2 separate regions of the Mus musculus genome follow, and region 1 is linked to region 2. The links are chromatin loops, found by intact Hi-C in ENCODE. Cell type or tissue: gastrocnemius. All regions are shown on one strand.

Evidence for each region. A loop is a pair of places that touch in the nucleus more often than their neighbours do. Peaks named below come from ENCODE experiments on the same cell type or tissue, not always from the same donor. Only the 100,000 strongest peaks of a DNase experiment are listed, where the experiment ranks them.
Region 1: a loop joins it to region 2, with 2.7 times the contacts of the local background. A loop is called at or near these places in 3 of 42 quality-filtered maps.

Annotation. Positions count from the first base shown.
Region 1 is chr14:22,778,668-22,786,667 of GRCm38, forward strand. The region is part of intron 5 of Lrmda (leucine rich melanocyte differentiation associated); the gene reads left to right. All of the region lies in intron 1 of Gm30926 (a long non-coding RNA gene), which reads right to left. Among named protein-coding and RNA genes, the nearest start is that of Gm30926, 19 kb to the right of the region's middle. In gastrocnemius, CTCF peaks have their summits at 3,241 and 3,876 (motif pointing left); DNase peaks (open chromatin) are centred at 3,912 and 5,254; H3K4me3 peaks cover 661 bases; H3K27ac peaks cover 1,384 bases.
Region 2 is chr14:21,981,582-21,989,581 of GRCm38, forward strand. It overlaps Zfp503 (zinc finger protein 503), which reads right to left. Exons shown (of 3, transcript NM_145459.3): 1 at 7,444-8,000; 2 at 5,623-6,703; 3 at 2,381-4,935. The coding sequence starts at 5,952. The coding sequence ends at 3,307. A330001L22Rik (a long non-coding RNA gene) reads left to right here and starts at 7,894. Exons shown (of 2, transcript XR_001781181.2): 1 at 7,894-8,000. In gastrocnemius, CTCF peaks have their summits at 4,587 and 6,242; DNase peaks (open chromatin) are centred at 25, 963, 1,216, 1,675 and 7 more places; H3K4me3 peaks cover 8,000 bases; H3K27ac peaks cover 8,000 bases.

The sequences.
Region 1 (8,000 bases), 800 kb after region 2:
TGATCTACGGTATTGTTTAGACATGAACCATGCTGTCCTTCAGATAACCCCAGAACCTTTTGTCTCTTTTGTCAAATTTCAGTTTCTAAATTTTGTCACATTCACTTTTCTCCCTTAGAATAGATGATTTCTATTCTGTTATTGGGGAGGGATGTTATTTTTAATTTTATTTTGAGTAAGTGGAATATATTCTATGTCAGGCTCATTTTAGATATTTAAGCAATTTTAAGAGTGAATAATAAAATATGTGACTTGCTATGCTTGTCAAATATGCAGCCTCATGCTTTATTCAGAGCTCTCTTATGGATGTTTTAGGACTCAGGAAAAGTCCTTGACCTTGTGTGATTTGTTCCTGTTCTTTCAGTTTTTTTATAAAGATTATCTACTATTTTTAATTATGTGTGTGTGCATGTGAGTACAGGTGCTTACAGAGGCTGTCACTGACAGATCCCGTGGAGCTGGAGTTACAGGCCATCGTGAGCCATGCAATTCGGGTCCTGAGGACAGATCTCTCGTCCCCTGGAAGAGCAGCTCATGCTCTTAGCCACAAAGCTGTTTCTCTAGCCCATGACTGTTTCTTGAGCATCCTGTCTGACGGTCATCTCTGCCTATCTGAAGATGAGCAGCACTTACCACACCATTCCGAGCCCTTTGTGCCAGTAGTAACTGTGAGCCACTGCTGTGCATGTGCCTCCTCTCTTCAGCTGGAACAATGGCTCTTTGAATGGAGAGATCCATGAGGCTTTTGGGTTCTTTTAGATTGCACCTGAGATGAGAACTCAGTGAGCAATCTGGAATGTTTATTTGTGCATGTGTGAATCACCCAAATTGTAACAGGCATCTTTCCTGAAATCATGGGAAATATGTTCCTTAAAAAAGTGAAGTTCTAAACGTCTGGCAATTAATGAATGGAATACCATAAAAATGTAATGGAGCAATGACCATGAAGATACTTTATAAATTATTACATGCTTAGTACATATTGGACTATGGTTGAATTATCTCACATTTCACCTGCTTGCTTCTAATTGTCACTGGTCAGTTGAGGAGGCAGGCTTTCTTCATTGTTTCTTTGTTCTCTGGTTTCATCCTGACCTTGACTCTGGAGCAGTGACCCTCAGCTAGATAACCTGACATTCAGCAGTGAGTCACCCTCGGCTATTACCTGCATTTGTCAGGGATGCTCACGCAGCATGTGTGCAATTCGCCCATGTTCCTCAGCCACTGTCTCTGTGATGAAACATCTTCTGTTCCAGAAATCTTGAATCTAATTTGACAAAAGCACACTACGAAGCCCCTTCTGTCTTTTTCCCTCCTCCCAACTGCCAATAACGTCTGCTGCAGACTTGAACTCACAAGCTAATTGAACTTCCCTGCAATCTTTTGCATAACCTCTTCCCATAGAGACTTGGTGCCGTTATTAGATACACTCTCAGAAGCTACCTCACTGACCAGAGATGGGTCACCCTGACAACAGAGTGGATCTGAACCAGTTTAGGGTTTATCAAATGGTGCTTTTCACATGGATTTATACTTTTTTATTTGATTTAATTGTAACATCCTTGAGGATAGGAAAAAATTATTAAAAATATTCTAGAAAAAAAACATAGACTGTCTGGAACTGGAGCAATAACTAAGGAGAGAAACCTGGGAATAAAAAGTGCAAATCAGAGATAGTAACTGCACACTTCTGTGTCTGAGTGTGCCAGCCTCCAGTCGGACCAATTATAACTATATGTCCTTGGATAAGTGACTTAACCTTTCTAGGTCACATCTGTAATTCAGAGATAATAAGAATATTTGCCTCCTATGGATGTTGATAACAAATGTAAAGTGTTTGTAGCAGTGCCTGCAGCATAACAGAGGCAAAAAAAAAAAAAAACCCAAAAAAAAAAAAAACCGAAACAAAACAAACAACAAAAAAAACTGTGTATCTACTATCATCAACACCATGGCCCTATTAGTTCTTTCATACAACATCAGCAAGATAGGCAAAAGGCAAGAGAATACACTATAAACATCAGGTGGCATGTATGTAGATTTACTCTACCAAAGTATATGTAGGCCAGGGGCTAGAAAAATATCAAGTACCCCTCGTGTGCATTGTTTTAAAATGTTATATGTGTTATATACTATTGATGACACCCTGAACTAGGGATCACTTCTGTGGTATGCCATAGACACTGAAATAGGCATTGAACAATGAAGCAATCAACCCAGAGGTCATAGTTAGTTACTTAAGATATGGATCTAACCAATCTGCATGCTTCACACACGGTGGATGTGTGTGCTTCAGGAGAAGAAGGGCTTCTGATGATCTAAAGTCATTTATCCAAAAAAATTCAATGAATATTTAGGGAATATCTTTGCATTTAAGATCCTTGACAAAGAGAAAATTTTGAAAATGTTTTTTGTCAAAAAGAAAATTGCATGAGGGCACATGCAGTCCAGTCCTGGGCCTGAGAACAGTGCCAATGATCACGCTGAAGGTACAAGTGTTAACCAGGAAAAGTGAAGTGCTTGTGGGACATGTGAGGGATGGATTTAGAGAGCCATGGGAAGATATTCAGGTGTTTGGGGACTTTATAATTTAGTGACTTTGAGCAAGCTGGCCCAGCTTGATGTGGGAGGCTTCGTGTCTACAGTGGTCAAATGAAGGTTTCTGCAGGATCTCAGCTACATACCTTTAATGTTCTGAAACTCAAACACCTTGCGTTGTTCACCCCCATACTTGCATTTATCAGTGCCATTTATTTAAGATTTGTTTTCTATTTTGTGTTTGCACATTGGTCATTCATTCATTTAGCCTGACTATTCATGCTGTCCTGTGAGTTTTCCGTGTGGTTTGTTTCCTCAGTTAAACTTTGGTCTAGCTGGGGGATGTATTTAACATCCAGGACTTCTCAGCTTTCGGAGTGTCCTAAATGGAATGGCCTACAATCAATGCTGTTCAGACACATGATAATGATGCAACAATATTTAAAGCCACCAAGAGTTGAATGTGGCATTCATGAATACTGCATAAGATCCTCCTTCAGAAGCTTTTATAGAGATCCTGTCCTTTTTGTAAGGTACTGGGATTTGTAGTTAGAAAGCTAAAAATGAGTCTGATAACTCCAGTCTTCAAGAAGCTTACCAAAAGGACCTTCCACACAACCATCCTAGCATTCAGGACTAACTAATAGAGTCCTTTCCTACAGACCTTCAATCTCATGACAACACCCCCACCCTGTGGTTGCCTGCTATCTCCTTGAAGAGTTCACGGACTCCGAACTCACTACTGCCCTTTCTGGCCAAGGTAACATCATGGCCACTCAAATTCTAGGTGGAGGGATATGTCCTAATGAAGAGCCATAGTCTCTTATACTGTCAAGGAGCCATGGAGACCATCTTCAAGCTAGAAAGTTGAAAGATGATGGGAAGTGGACTAGAAATGTAAAGTTCCTTTGTTGGCTCAGAGTCATGGCAACATAAAGGCAAAGGGCATGCTGTGAGACTATCTCATGTAACAGTGGCAGGCTGGAGACAAGGTCAAAGGACCTGTTAGAGACAGACAGGAGCAATGATTTGGAAGACCTTGAATGCTCTCCACATGTCAGGTAAGGGGATGGCCCTTATGAAAGTCATAATTCTACCTCTCACAAGTAGTTGGCTGAGTAAATCCCTATCTGTAATCAAATCTGCCATGTGTCCCTGTACCCATAGCCCATAACTCAACTGGACAATTACCCCTACACCCCCCCACACATACATCCCTCCCCCCCCCCCCCACACACACACCATGGTTTTCCTTCAGTTCAAAGACACATGGTTGGACGAGGAATTATTATAGGGCCCTCTGCTGGCCTGATTTTCCAAGCAGATCTGGTTCATGGGCATCACAGCTCTGTGGGGAAGCTATGTCCGTCTGCCTTACCTGACAAAGCCTCTGAGTGCTGCTTACACTGCTGGACATGTGCCAAGTGGTGTACCACCTCAGAGAGAGAGGGAGGGAGAGGGGGGAGAGAGGGGGAAGAGAGGGAGAGAGAGAGAGAGAGGGAGAGAGAGAAGGAGAGAGAGAGAGAGAGAGAGAGAGAGGGGGAGAGAGAGAGAGAGAGAGAGAGAGAGAGAGAGAGAGAGAGCTGATTTGGGGTTGGGACAGGTGTGGGTCAGTGATAAACAGGTCTTTGCCCATGATTTTGTCTCTCCCTATGATACTGAACCCATCACTAGCAAAGAAATTTAATGCAATGATTTCTCCAAAAGCCATCGAACCCCATTGTAGCCCTGCCTGAACATATAAATATACCCTTCCTGAGGACATATTTGCATTTTTGGGTGAAAGAAATCCATATATATGGCAAAGATGTCTCTGTAATTATAGAAAGTTTATTTCTGTCCCCAGATGTCAGCAATCAAATTCCCCATAAATATATTTTGTGTAAATCTGTCGGCAGCTGGTCTCCATTCAGTTTTCTGGAGATATTAGCCTGTCTTTGAGTTTATGACAAAGTTAAAAATTATTCATTAAACTGACCTGCAGTATATTCAGTAACTGGAAAATTGCCTTGCCGTTCTATTTGGTTTGTAGATGTGATCACAAGTAAATTTTTAACTTAATTAATTGGCCGTTTCTGTTGACAAGAAATTTATGTGGTAATAATTTGCTCGAAATAGATGCCGACTGTAGGAAATGAGATATCCATCATGGGCTTGTGTTCCAGCAGCTGCACAGTGGCTATTATGAAAGTATTTCAGCCTGCGTCGACCCCAGTGTTTGTGCAGTCAAGATTATATATACCCACGATCCATGGCCTGCCAGAGAGGCGCTGGTGGAGGTCTATGATAACAAAGACTCCGTGATTTATGGCTTGCTGTGAAAGCAGAGCTTGATGAGATTAAACAATTTCATAGCACAAGTGTTTCTCAAGACCTGATTTGTAGTTGCAAGCTGATGGTAAATCACATTTATATATCTGCAAGCGTGCTCAGCAGAGGACTGCAATTACAGTTTAAGACAGCTACTTTTTATTTAATTTTTATCCTGGTTTTGTCTCTTTTATATCCCCCTTCGTCTGCAAACCGTTCACCTTCACAAGTCCTTTCGTGGTTAGGAGGCCAAAGATTGAAGTCAGTGATCTTCTTCTTGTCCTCTTGCCAGCTGGGAGGGAGGGGGGGTGGAGTTCTCAGAGCAGTGCGGACTGGCTCAAACTGGCTTTGACTGGTGTGAGCTCTTTGTTCTATTCTGTGTCCTGTTTGCCTTCCTCAGGGTGTATAGCAGACACTTGTGCTACTTGGCACACAGATGGAGGCCAGAAGCCGTCCTCATCCTGGTTGGGAGGGCATCATCTTGTACATGATGTCTGGGAAAGATGGGGATTGCTTTCATTTTGGAAGTCAGAGTGCAGTGTAGTAGGGGAATGAGGAAGCTCACAGCTGGCTCCCCTTGAATGTGACATTGGAACTGTGCTTTTCATGCAGACCCCTGAGGACTAAACTCTGGAACCAGTCCACTTAGTCACTTAGTGATCTAAAAAAAATGATCTACTGTGGCCTCATCTCTGTGCTAAGTAAGCAATAGGACAAACATCTCTGCCTTCCTCACAATACATGGGTGTGTGTGTGTGTGGCTAATAATAATAATGACAATGATAATAACATAGTCTTAAATGGTTGGTGCTTACATTACTGGAGGTTGGAAGGGAAGAAAACAGCATCACTCCTAGCTGAGGAGGCAGAGAGAATGAACAAGGCAGGGACTTACAAAGTAGATTGTAATTTAAGTAGTGGGAAGAGAGTTCTGGACATTGCAATGGTTTGTATAGTCGAAGACGTGGGCTCAACTATGATAATTGTATCACTGGATAATTGTAACAACGGTATAATAATAGCAGTACACATTTCCAGTACATCATCTTACTTACTCTTGGAAACCCAGACCTTGAACATTCTTGTGATCTTTGATTCTCGAATGTTTTGTTGTCTTTCACCATGGAATGGTGAAACGAGCAAGAAAGCATTGTGCCTCTAGGCCATCAGTCAAAGCTCGAAGAGCTCTGGCTGTTCACATGGGCCTGGTATAAACACAGTCACTGGGTAGAGGGACTCAGAGAAAGTCACAGGGACAGGAGGTGATGCGATGAAGAGGGCTGAGATGGGAGTGCACTTTGATGATGGAAAGAAAGAAATGCAGGAGAGACAGGGCAGGGGCAACTCCAAGCATTTCTACTCCTCACAGCATCCAAAAGAAGCAGCTTGATTTCACCTACCAGGACCTGTTTACAAATGGCTAACATTCAAACAGTAAGTCTGTGCTCTTTTAAGACACAGAAGCCATGGCAGTGTGTACAGAAAACCTATACAAGAGCTAGCACATTTTACTGGGCTCCACATTGAGTCTGTAACTGATTTTAGTAGGATAGTGAAGGAGGTGTTTTTGATTTCTGTATTTTCCCAATTCTGTACTAGTTGCAAGGCTGGTAGTATTTCTGCCTATTTTGCTCACAAACCTCTAGTGCCTAGGACAAAACACAAGATGTACTCACATCCATTAGATACGAGTTCGGGGATTAAGTGAATGATTTCATTCTGTCTGTGGAATATGGTTGGCCATTCTCTTCAGGATTCAGCTTCTCCCAAGCCAGACTGCTTATGTCTGAACTGGCCATTTATGAGACACAAAGGAAGAAATGCCTCTCCATTTCTTATGGTCTAAAAACTTATAATATCTCAATGTAGTAAGGAGGTCATTAAAGCCTGGACTGAGAACCTCTAATAGATGTATACTAATGTGTGGCTAATTGTGGTATGTGTATACACATATGCATACATACATGTATGTTTTCATAGATTATATTTTGTCTTGGCAACAAGAAAGTGGGTGAATTTTATACAGAACTTTACCCCATGTTCGTTTTGTCTTATATTTTTTATAAAGTGTTTTCTTTCTTAAATCCCCATCCTTTCTAGATATTTTTTTCAAAAAGATTTCTTTATTTTTATTTTGTGTGTATGAGTGTTTTGCTTGCATTATGTATGTACACCATGTGTGTGCCTGGTGCCCATGGAAGCCAGAAGAGGGCATTGGATACCTTGAGCTGTTTTGGCAGATGGTGGTAAGCCCTTGGTAGGTGCTTGGACCTAAGGACAGTTCCTCTACAAGAACAGCCAGTGCCCTGAACCACTGAGCTATCTCTCCAGGCCCATCCATGGTATTTTCTACCTATTTGTTATTCTAGGTTTTGTGCCCCTGGAGTCTTTTAGCTGGGTGCCTTCAAGCCCAGGCTTCTTCATCAAGACAGCACAGATGCTAAACTGACCAATGAAGTTCTTTATTGGGGAACAAGCCAATCCTCTATCTTTGGCCAGGCTTCCAGAAACCTGCTTGAAAAATCTGGGGAAAGCAAGAGAGCTGTTTCTCCCTCTAGGGTACTAGTGTATTAGCCTCCCAATAAAAGTTAATTGAATTTAATTTTATGTTTTAAGTGTGATGCATTTTAAAGTTCTCCCCAGTGCTAGAGTCCCCATTGAAAAAGCAGTAAATTCATATTATTAAACCACCAAATGTAATTCAGCTCAAATAAGCATATTTGGCAATCTTTATTCTGGGTGTGTGGGACTGACCTTGCCTTGAAACTAAATCACTCCATCCCAGACAAAGTCTGTTTGGAGTTAATTGAGGAAGCAGTGGAGAAGTGCAGTGGGTCACTCGGAGCTTTTTATTCTTTTTCTGGCTCTCACTCAAAGACTTGCCATGGTATACGTTTTCTAATGCCAGGGCCTCCATCCTTTTATAAACACCAATAGTTACCGCAGTGTGGGAGGTGATAAAGTGATGTAGGTCTTCCCTCTGGAGACTGCTCATCAGATGACCTGCTCTTCCAGCTCATTTTAATAGGGATAATTTGTTGCTGGAACATTACAGAGTAGCCTGTGGTAGGAGAAAGCACACTCGGCTGGAACTCAGACAACCTGAATAGTGAACCCAGCCCATCTATTAACCAGTAGAGTGACCTCAGGGT
Region 2 (8,000 bases):
GGGATCTGCAGTGCCGCCTAGCGGACATGCTCGCGGTTCAGGCTCCGGCCGACGACTGCAGCGCTCGGGCGCTCTCCACAACTGCGGAGAGAGTGGCTGAGAGGCGGAGGAGGGGAAGGCTCCAGGATGGCGTGGGGAGGGGCGCATGTCTCTCCTGGGAGGCTCGAGAACTCCGCCCGGACCCGCAACACGTACTGGCATCCTCCATCCTATAACTGCCCCAGAGTGACTTGGCTCTATCCCACATGTCGGGAATCTTTCCTGGCCTTAACCTCCCCCCCCCCCGCCCCCAGCCCCGAGGTTCTGGGATTTTGCTGCTTATGCCTAACTTCTCCCAGAAGAGCGTTTTATTAAAGTTTTTCTTTCTTTCTTTCTTTCTTTCTTTCTTTCTTTCTTTCTTTCTTTCTTTCTTTCTTTCTTTCTTTCTTTCTTTCTTTCTTTCTGGTTTTGTTTTGGCTAATATAATGCCAAGAAGGAGCTCGAAAGCTCGAACGTCCCAGTAGTCTTTCTGCAGGTCCCAGGCTTAAATTGCAGGGCTGAGGAATGTGTAGGCCTTTCCTATCAGAGCGGGTTTTTTTTTTTCTTTTTTTTTCTTTTCTTTTCTGGTGGGCAGGGCGAAGCGACAAAAGAACCTCTGCCCAAAGATGCAAGGTCGTGGTGGGCGAAGCTTGTGGGTCCCAATGCCAGCGGCCTGTGGCTGGTACTGGTGAGGGGGCTTAGACAGCGGCCTGCCTTTCAGATCCCAAGGCCGGGGTCCTGAGATGTGGGGGGCTTCCATGGCATCATCTACTTCCCAACCTGGTGGTGTTCGGAGTTTGTCCAAGCACCTGGGGTGGTGAGCTGGCCCATGTTCTCAAGAAGCTCAGGCCAGCCTAGTGTCTCTCCTCCGAACCAGAGTGGCAGCAAGGCCGCAGTGTTCCTTCTCCTGGCGCCAGGTCTGGGTGCCAGAGTTTCAGGCCGGCAGGCTGCACCCTTCGGGGAAGCAGCAAAGAAGCCAGAGTCTTCCCAAAGTCTGCTCCTGCGCCGGTCCGCTGTGCGTGCCACCCGGGGGAAGGTTCCCCCTGCGTTAGGCTGGTGCTAAGGAGCAGGGTGGGAAAAAAAAATCTAAAAAGCCACTGAGTCCTATGCAAATGGCATCAGGGCCCGGGTGGCTGTTCCTCCCAAGGTCCAAAGCGGAGGGTAGACTTGGCGCGTGGCTCAAAGACGACAGAGAGAGCTGGGACAGAGGGAAGCCAGAGGCTGGGAGAACCCAGAAAGGCCTAACTCCAGGAGGGTGCGCCATGGGGTGCGCGCTCTACGTCCTTAACTCTCTGGTCCCAGGATCCACCGAAGGGTGTCCTGTGCCCAGCGCTCCAACAGCTGAAGAACTCCAGCTCCAGCAAGGGCCTCTAGGTCTCGCTGAGACCGGGCCATCTCCCTACCCTGTTCTTCCCAGCTTCTGCTGCCGGGTGATGAGGCTCAAGTTGGGAAGAAGGGAGAACGCAGCGGGGATCCACACATGGATCCTGCCGCGCCGTTCGCCCTGAACAGCACAAAATCGCTTCTGCGAGGTGAAGCAGGGCCGCCAAGACGCCTCGCATTGCTGAGTTTAAAAGGGGATTTTTGGGTTCCTGGAGCCGGAGCGCACTCTTGCAACCCGGACTGGGCAACCGCACAGCTGCGGAGCGATCTGGACAGGGAAAAGCAGCCTGGGAGAAGGCCTGCCATCCGCTCTAACTCCAGCAGGAAGAAGACAGGCGGCGGGTGGGGTGGGGTGGGCAGGGTGTGAAGGGGGTTGGGATATTTGACTATCTCTAGGTCTAAAAAACTCACTTTGTTCCCGAAGGACAAGAAGGTCCTGCCGGCTCTCTCCAGGTCAGCAAATGTCCTCCCATCCCTGCTAGTCTGTCCCGGCTGTCTGCCCCAGGCCGGGGATGCTTGAACTGCGAACAGGGGAACGGCTAGGCAGTCGCGTGTCCCGGGGGTAGGGGGGCCTCTGGCTCAGCCGGGCGAGTCCCAGCCTGCTCTACTCTTTGCACAAAACGAAACTCAAACGCCCCCCCCCACCCTTAAAATGGAAATTTAACAAAAGCCAAAGCTTCTATTTTCTCTGCTTTCACTTTTCACACAGCAGCTTCCCAGAGATTTAAATAAAAACGAAATGAGCAATTAGCTAAGGCTACTATCTTTCCACATTGGAATTCTTTCTTGAAAAAAACATTTTCCCCTAAGGCCAATCATTCAGCTGGCCAGCCCTTCTGAAGCTTTCGCCTATTCAAGAAAATCACAACAAAGCAGTAGGAAATTCATAGCCACGATCCTGGGCTGAAGATATTAGGGAGGTCCCGGGAATCCGCAGCGGCTGAAACCGCTTTAATAAAAGGAAAAAATAAAAAGATAATAAGAAGTAAAACCTTTTAATACATCAAATATACGGAATTTTAATCTTTAAAGCGATACATTGTCTATTATTTTAGCACATGACGTAAACCTTGTCCCCTTCTCAGCGGGTGGACTTAAAAATTAAAAATAGTTAAGTGTTCCTTTTAAAGAACAAAATAAGGCAAATGAGGTTTTGGAATAGAATTGTTTTTCCTTTTTTTTTGTTTTCTTCCAGAATACATACAAAAAAATACCCATTCTCTTTCGATGGTATACACCTTAAAAATAATTGCAATTTGAAATCAGAGTTGACAAATTGTGACTTATTTTGTTTCGTCGTTTTCATTTCTTTTTTGTAACAAACATGCATGTAAATTTGAGTTTCAATCAGACATTAAATAAGAACGCACAATACAATCATAGCAATTTTAAAGTAACATTAAAGAGAAGACCCCTAATTCTGTAGCGGCTTTGTTTTTATTTATACTCTACAAGGGATCGGAGGGTTTGTTTTCCACATATTTACCCTCGAGTTTTAATTCCCCCCCTCCTCCTTTTAACCTACGGAGCTCAAACTAAATAATGCACTTTTGAACCACGGGTCCGCTTGGAGCTAACATAAATAAATACCAATGTTCACCGGCGAAGTCCTCAGATGAACACTTTTTCAATTAGTTTTCCTTCTTTTTCTATAAAAAGTCAAATGATTTTTTTTCAACTTTTATAAAGTTTGATTGGGGGAGTAGGGGTGGAGGAGAAGTTTCGCATCCAGGCTCTCTCGATCTCTGTGGTTGGGTGGATAGGTAAGATTTAAACTTTCTTTTCCCTTCCGTAGCCCGGGTCTTCTGCCCCTGCGGGTGTCAGGAACCTCGCTCGGGTCCTGCCCCTCCCTCGCTCCTCCCATCCCCCAGATCCTTCCTCTTTCCAAATTCCTCTGGGCCGCCCTCACTGATACCCCAGTGCGGAGGCAGTGGTCAGTCTCTGTCCGTAGAGGGCATAAGGGGAGTAGTATGGTCCGGTGGCGGCAGGCACCGGCACTGGGGCACCGGGCGTGGGGAGCGGGCTCTTGGAATACGGGTGGTAGCGGCTGCTGAGTCCCAGTGCGTGGTGGGGGCTGCGCAGCGCCAGAGTCCCTGGGCTGCCCGGTGCGCCCGACGTGGGGATGTGCATGTGACAAGCCATGGCTGCTGCTGCGGCGCTGGCGAGAGACGAAGAACTGGGGTAGCCCGACAGCAGTTTGTCTGTCCCTGGGAAGGCCGTATGGGTCCGCAAGTGGCTCAGCAGCTCTTCGGAAGTGGCGAAGCGCTTGTCGCACGGCCCATTAGCAGACACCCAGTTGCAGATGTGGGGGAGCGGGTCGTTAGGGAGCATGAAACCGTAGGGGTAGAGGGGGTGGCCGGCTAGGGAGGGTGGTGTGGCGCCCGCAGCGGCCGCAGCCGTCAGCGAGGAGTGAACGCCGTGCAGTGGGTGCGTGGGGTATACTAGCGGGTATCCCGATTTGAGCGCTGCTGCTGCAGCGGCCGGATCATGAGCGCACGAGGCGCTGGCGGCTGCAGCCCCGGCCAAGTGGCTGGCGCAGTGGTAGCTGAGGCAGTATGGGTCCCGGCACAAACTAGCTGTCATCACTGATGGAGGCGACGCCCCGGCCAGAGGACTCGAACCCGCTGGCTTACTGCAGCCAAGAGAGCCGGCTGCGGCCGCTGCCAGCTGAGCCCCTACCAGGCTGCCAGGTTTAGTGGGGTCGAGTGCCACACCGTGTGGCAAGAACTGGGGCGGGTAGCCAGCGTAGGCCCCAGCCAGGCTGCCTGGGTAGGTCATGCCCGCAGGGGGTAGAGGGAACACTGTCTGGCCCGGTTTGTAGGGAGATACCGGGGCCACCAGACCGGAGCCCAAAACCGACGACGAGGTGGGCGCGCTGGGGCCCGAACCCGAGCTTGAGCTGGAAGAGCCGCCACAGTCCGAGCCTAGAGCCTTGCCTCCTGGACCCCCTTCCGAGTGCTGGTTCACGTCCACGTTAATTCCGCCGCCGCAGCTAATCCGGCCGTGCCCCAGCCCGGCGGGTACCCCGTCTGCCGAGGCGCCCCCGGAGCCTTTGCTGCTGCCACCGCCGCCAGCTTCCGGATCTTTCTTGTCGTCCTTGCCCTCCGGGCCACCCCCGGCGGAGGGCAGCATGCCTCCCGGCGAACAGGCCGAGGCGCTGGAGCTGGGACTGCCTGTCCTGGGCGTAAATGGCTGGCAGGTGGCGCTCGGTACCCGGAATCCTGACTTCTCTGCAGCAACACCCCCGCCGCCGCCCCCGCCGCCGCCGCCTCCGCCGCCGCCTCCCGGCTCCTTCTTATCTGAACCGGGTTTGGAGTAAGGCTTGAAACTCGACTTGTCCTCCACGCCGATGTCGCTCAGCTTCAAGGGGCCCGACTTGGCGTCCTTGTCGCCCCCAGCTCCGTTGCCTGCACCACCCGCGCCGCCGCCGTTGGAGGCGACCGAGGAGAGTTTGGAAGAAGGCGAAGGGTCCGGCTTCCCTATCTGCGAACATGTTTGAGCCAGCAGCGCCAGTGGGCTCTTCTTGGCGTCCAGCTGCGGAGTCAGATGGGGAGGGGTTCACACAGAGAAAGAGAGAAACCCTTTAGAAACCTGCACTTAGGGTTCTAGTGCCCTTCGTAACAGCCCGCGAAAAGCATTTCAACTTCCAGGCGCAATTCTAAGTGGCACCCCACTCCGTATCCTTGGGAAAGATGCCAGAACCCCCTGGTCGCTCTAGGATCCTTCCTGAATTCTTTAAGTCACTACTTAGATTTGGAAACAATCTCTCGCAAATGTTTTGGTTTTCATCCCTTTAGATCCAGAATTGTACCCTCTTCCCCAGCACACACTCCTTGATTCTAAAGTGTGAGTGCTTGAGTGGTTGGCGCCTCCGAGGCTGTGTAAATATACTAGCTTCTGAGGAAGGCGACTTTGGAACAGTATACAGGCCCTTGTCCGCCTAGGGGCCGATGGGGGAGGGCTAGGTACATAGGGACTTTAATACAAAAAGGAGACAAGTTTGTGTGGCTTTGCCCCTTAGAATTTGCACCCAATTTCATCTCGTTGCTCTCTACTGACTAAGGTTGAGGAAGTACTGTCCTTTCCTCCCATCCTGGAGCTGAATCACTTCGACTGCCCCCACCCCCACTCCGAGAGCCCCAGATCCCAGGGGGGAAAGAAACCCCACAGGAAGGCAGCCCTGGTAGGGGACTCAGCTTGACCCCGAGAGAAGGTCCTTACCTCGATGGGGCTGACGGGCGTGGAAGGCAGGGGTTGCAAATACTCTGGGTGCAAAATGTGGCCAGTCCGTGCCGTCAGCATCTTCAGCACCTTGATGGGCAGGCGGTTAGCCTGGCGCAGGGGGTCAGAGGGGGGCACAGCGTGCACAAAAGGCTTGGTGCTGCCGGCCGGGGAGGAGCCTGGGCCGTGGCCGGAGCAATTTCCAGAAAGCGCGCTGGTCCAGGCAGGGTCCGCGCTGCCGCCGCCGCTGCCGCCGCCGCCGCCGCCGCCGCCGCCGCCGCCGCTGTGCTTACTGCTTCTTAGGGCAGAAAGCGAGGGCGCTGTGCTCATGACCCACCCGCGCGCATGGGAGCAGCGGGGGGAGGGCTCCGAGATGCGCGGGGCGGGCTCGGGGCTGCGCGCTCGCCCGGGGAGCGGGAGCAGCTGGAGGAGGAGCTGGCGCGGCGGACGCGGGAGCCCCGCGCGCTTTCTCGCCGCCGGGAGCCAGAAGCGAATAATCCTGGGTGGCCCGCAGCGGAGCCGTGATGGGGCTAGAAGAGCAGGACAGACTGCGGGAGTGTCCCCGCGGTGCGCGGTGTCTGCCTCGGGCTGCGCCCTGCGCTGCGCTCTCCCGGCCCCGAGCCGGCGCTGCGCTCTGCGATGTGTGTCGCTGCTTGTCCAGCCCGGGCTCTGGCGAGGAAACTCACTTCAAAAGCAGCTGCACCGAGGGGGAGATTAAAGCCTTTGCCGCCTTCCAATCAAATGGGAGCCCGAGGTGATTGGAGGGTCAAGGGGATGTGACGCGTCCCGCGCCGCCGCCACCGCCAGGAATCTCAGAGCTGGTTTTAATGGGCAGCTCCCTCTTCGCCGCCCCTCGGCTTGTCCCCTCCCTCGATTTCGCTACCCGGACGAGATGGACATTTATTCTACGTTTGTCATCTACCGCCTTCCTTCTTTTTTCTCTTCGTCGTTCTTCGTTTTCCCAGCAGGAAAACAAACTGAAACCTTTGGAGGGAGGGAGTGTTAACAGACTTCGGGAGAAGAAACGCAGGCGGTAATGTGGATACCTGCTGAACAGTCAACTCCAGGGATGAGTGGGAGCCTGTATACAAAAAAAATCTTTTCAGAAATTAAGATTTTGCGTGGCGCGGCCACCCGGGTAAGGAAAGTCGATGCTGCAGAAAGTCTGCCCGCCCGCTTGGATTTCCAGAGGTTCAGCAGCAGAGAAACCAGAAGCTAGAAGGGCAACGGAGGCGGTGGCTGCTCGTCCTCGCGACGTGCGCCGGGCTCTCCGCCCTTCCCGGTCACGTGACACCGAAGGACGCTCAGATTGGGGCTTGAGCGGGGGGTCACATGTTTCCCCTGTTTCACACTTCAGCCCCCCCCCCATTCTTGCTTTCGTCTTGCTACTCTCCCCCCCCCCCGCACCCCCTGTTTCTCTGGGCATCTCCACCCCTCCATCAATTGTCAATGTGCCTCGACCGCAATCAATCAGTTATTTGTCAGCTCTTGTCAATCTGCCCGTGATTTATGTCAGCTTTTGTTGCTGATTACAAGGCGGGTGAGACTTGAAGGGAAAAAGAGAGACCTAGAGTGAGACAGAGGAAGGAAGAGACCGAGAAGAAACTGAAGGAGGGGGAAAGAGCAGCAGCCTCCTGGCACCTGTGTGTGTGTTTGTGTGTGTGGAGGGTGTGTAAGAAAAAGAAAGAGGGGAAAGGGGCGTCCACAGTCAGGAAAATGAAATAGTGAGAGTAAAGTGCGCAGGTGCACCCAGGACTCCTAGTCTGGAGCACCGGCCTGGGATGTGCTCACTCCCTCTTGGGGTTGTGGAGACAGACACACCTTCTACCTTTGGGTGCTTCGGTCAATCCGGGTCGCCCAGTTCGGGTCTGCTGAGTACCTAAGAACGACGCTGGAGGCGACGTCTAACGCGGAGGTTTCCCGCCTCTCTGGCATAATCCCTCCCGGGAATGTAACTTGAGGATGTCCAGTTGTCGACCTCGGTAGTGTTCCCACCCCAGACTCGGGAATTTCTTTCCAAAGAGCCATGCCATCAAATATAGCCCGAGTTCTGGAGGTTACTTGTAGAATAAACCTCCTTAATTCTGTGACCCGTGTTCGTAGCGAGAGTTGAATAGCTCAAGAGAAGAGGCCTGACCATGTGCATAGGCAAACAGGTCTCAGGCTCGCTCTCCTCCTCTCCCGGGTCCTTCGCCACTACCCTCCGCTGGCCATCCCGACAGTCCTGGGAGCCGGGACTTAATCGGGCTGCTGGACGGCATGATGTAGACCATCCAGACAGGACTGACCTATGCGGGGAGAGGAGAGGGAAGGAACGCGAGAGGGAGGGGCGGCTGCCTGTGGAAACCGGTTCTTCCAGGGAAGCGGAGCGGGACTTC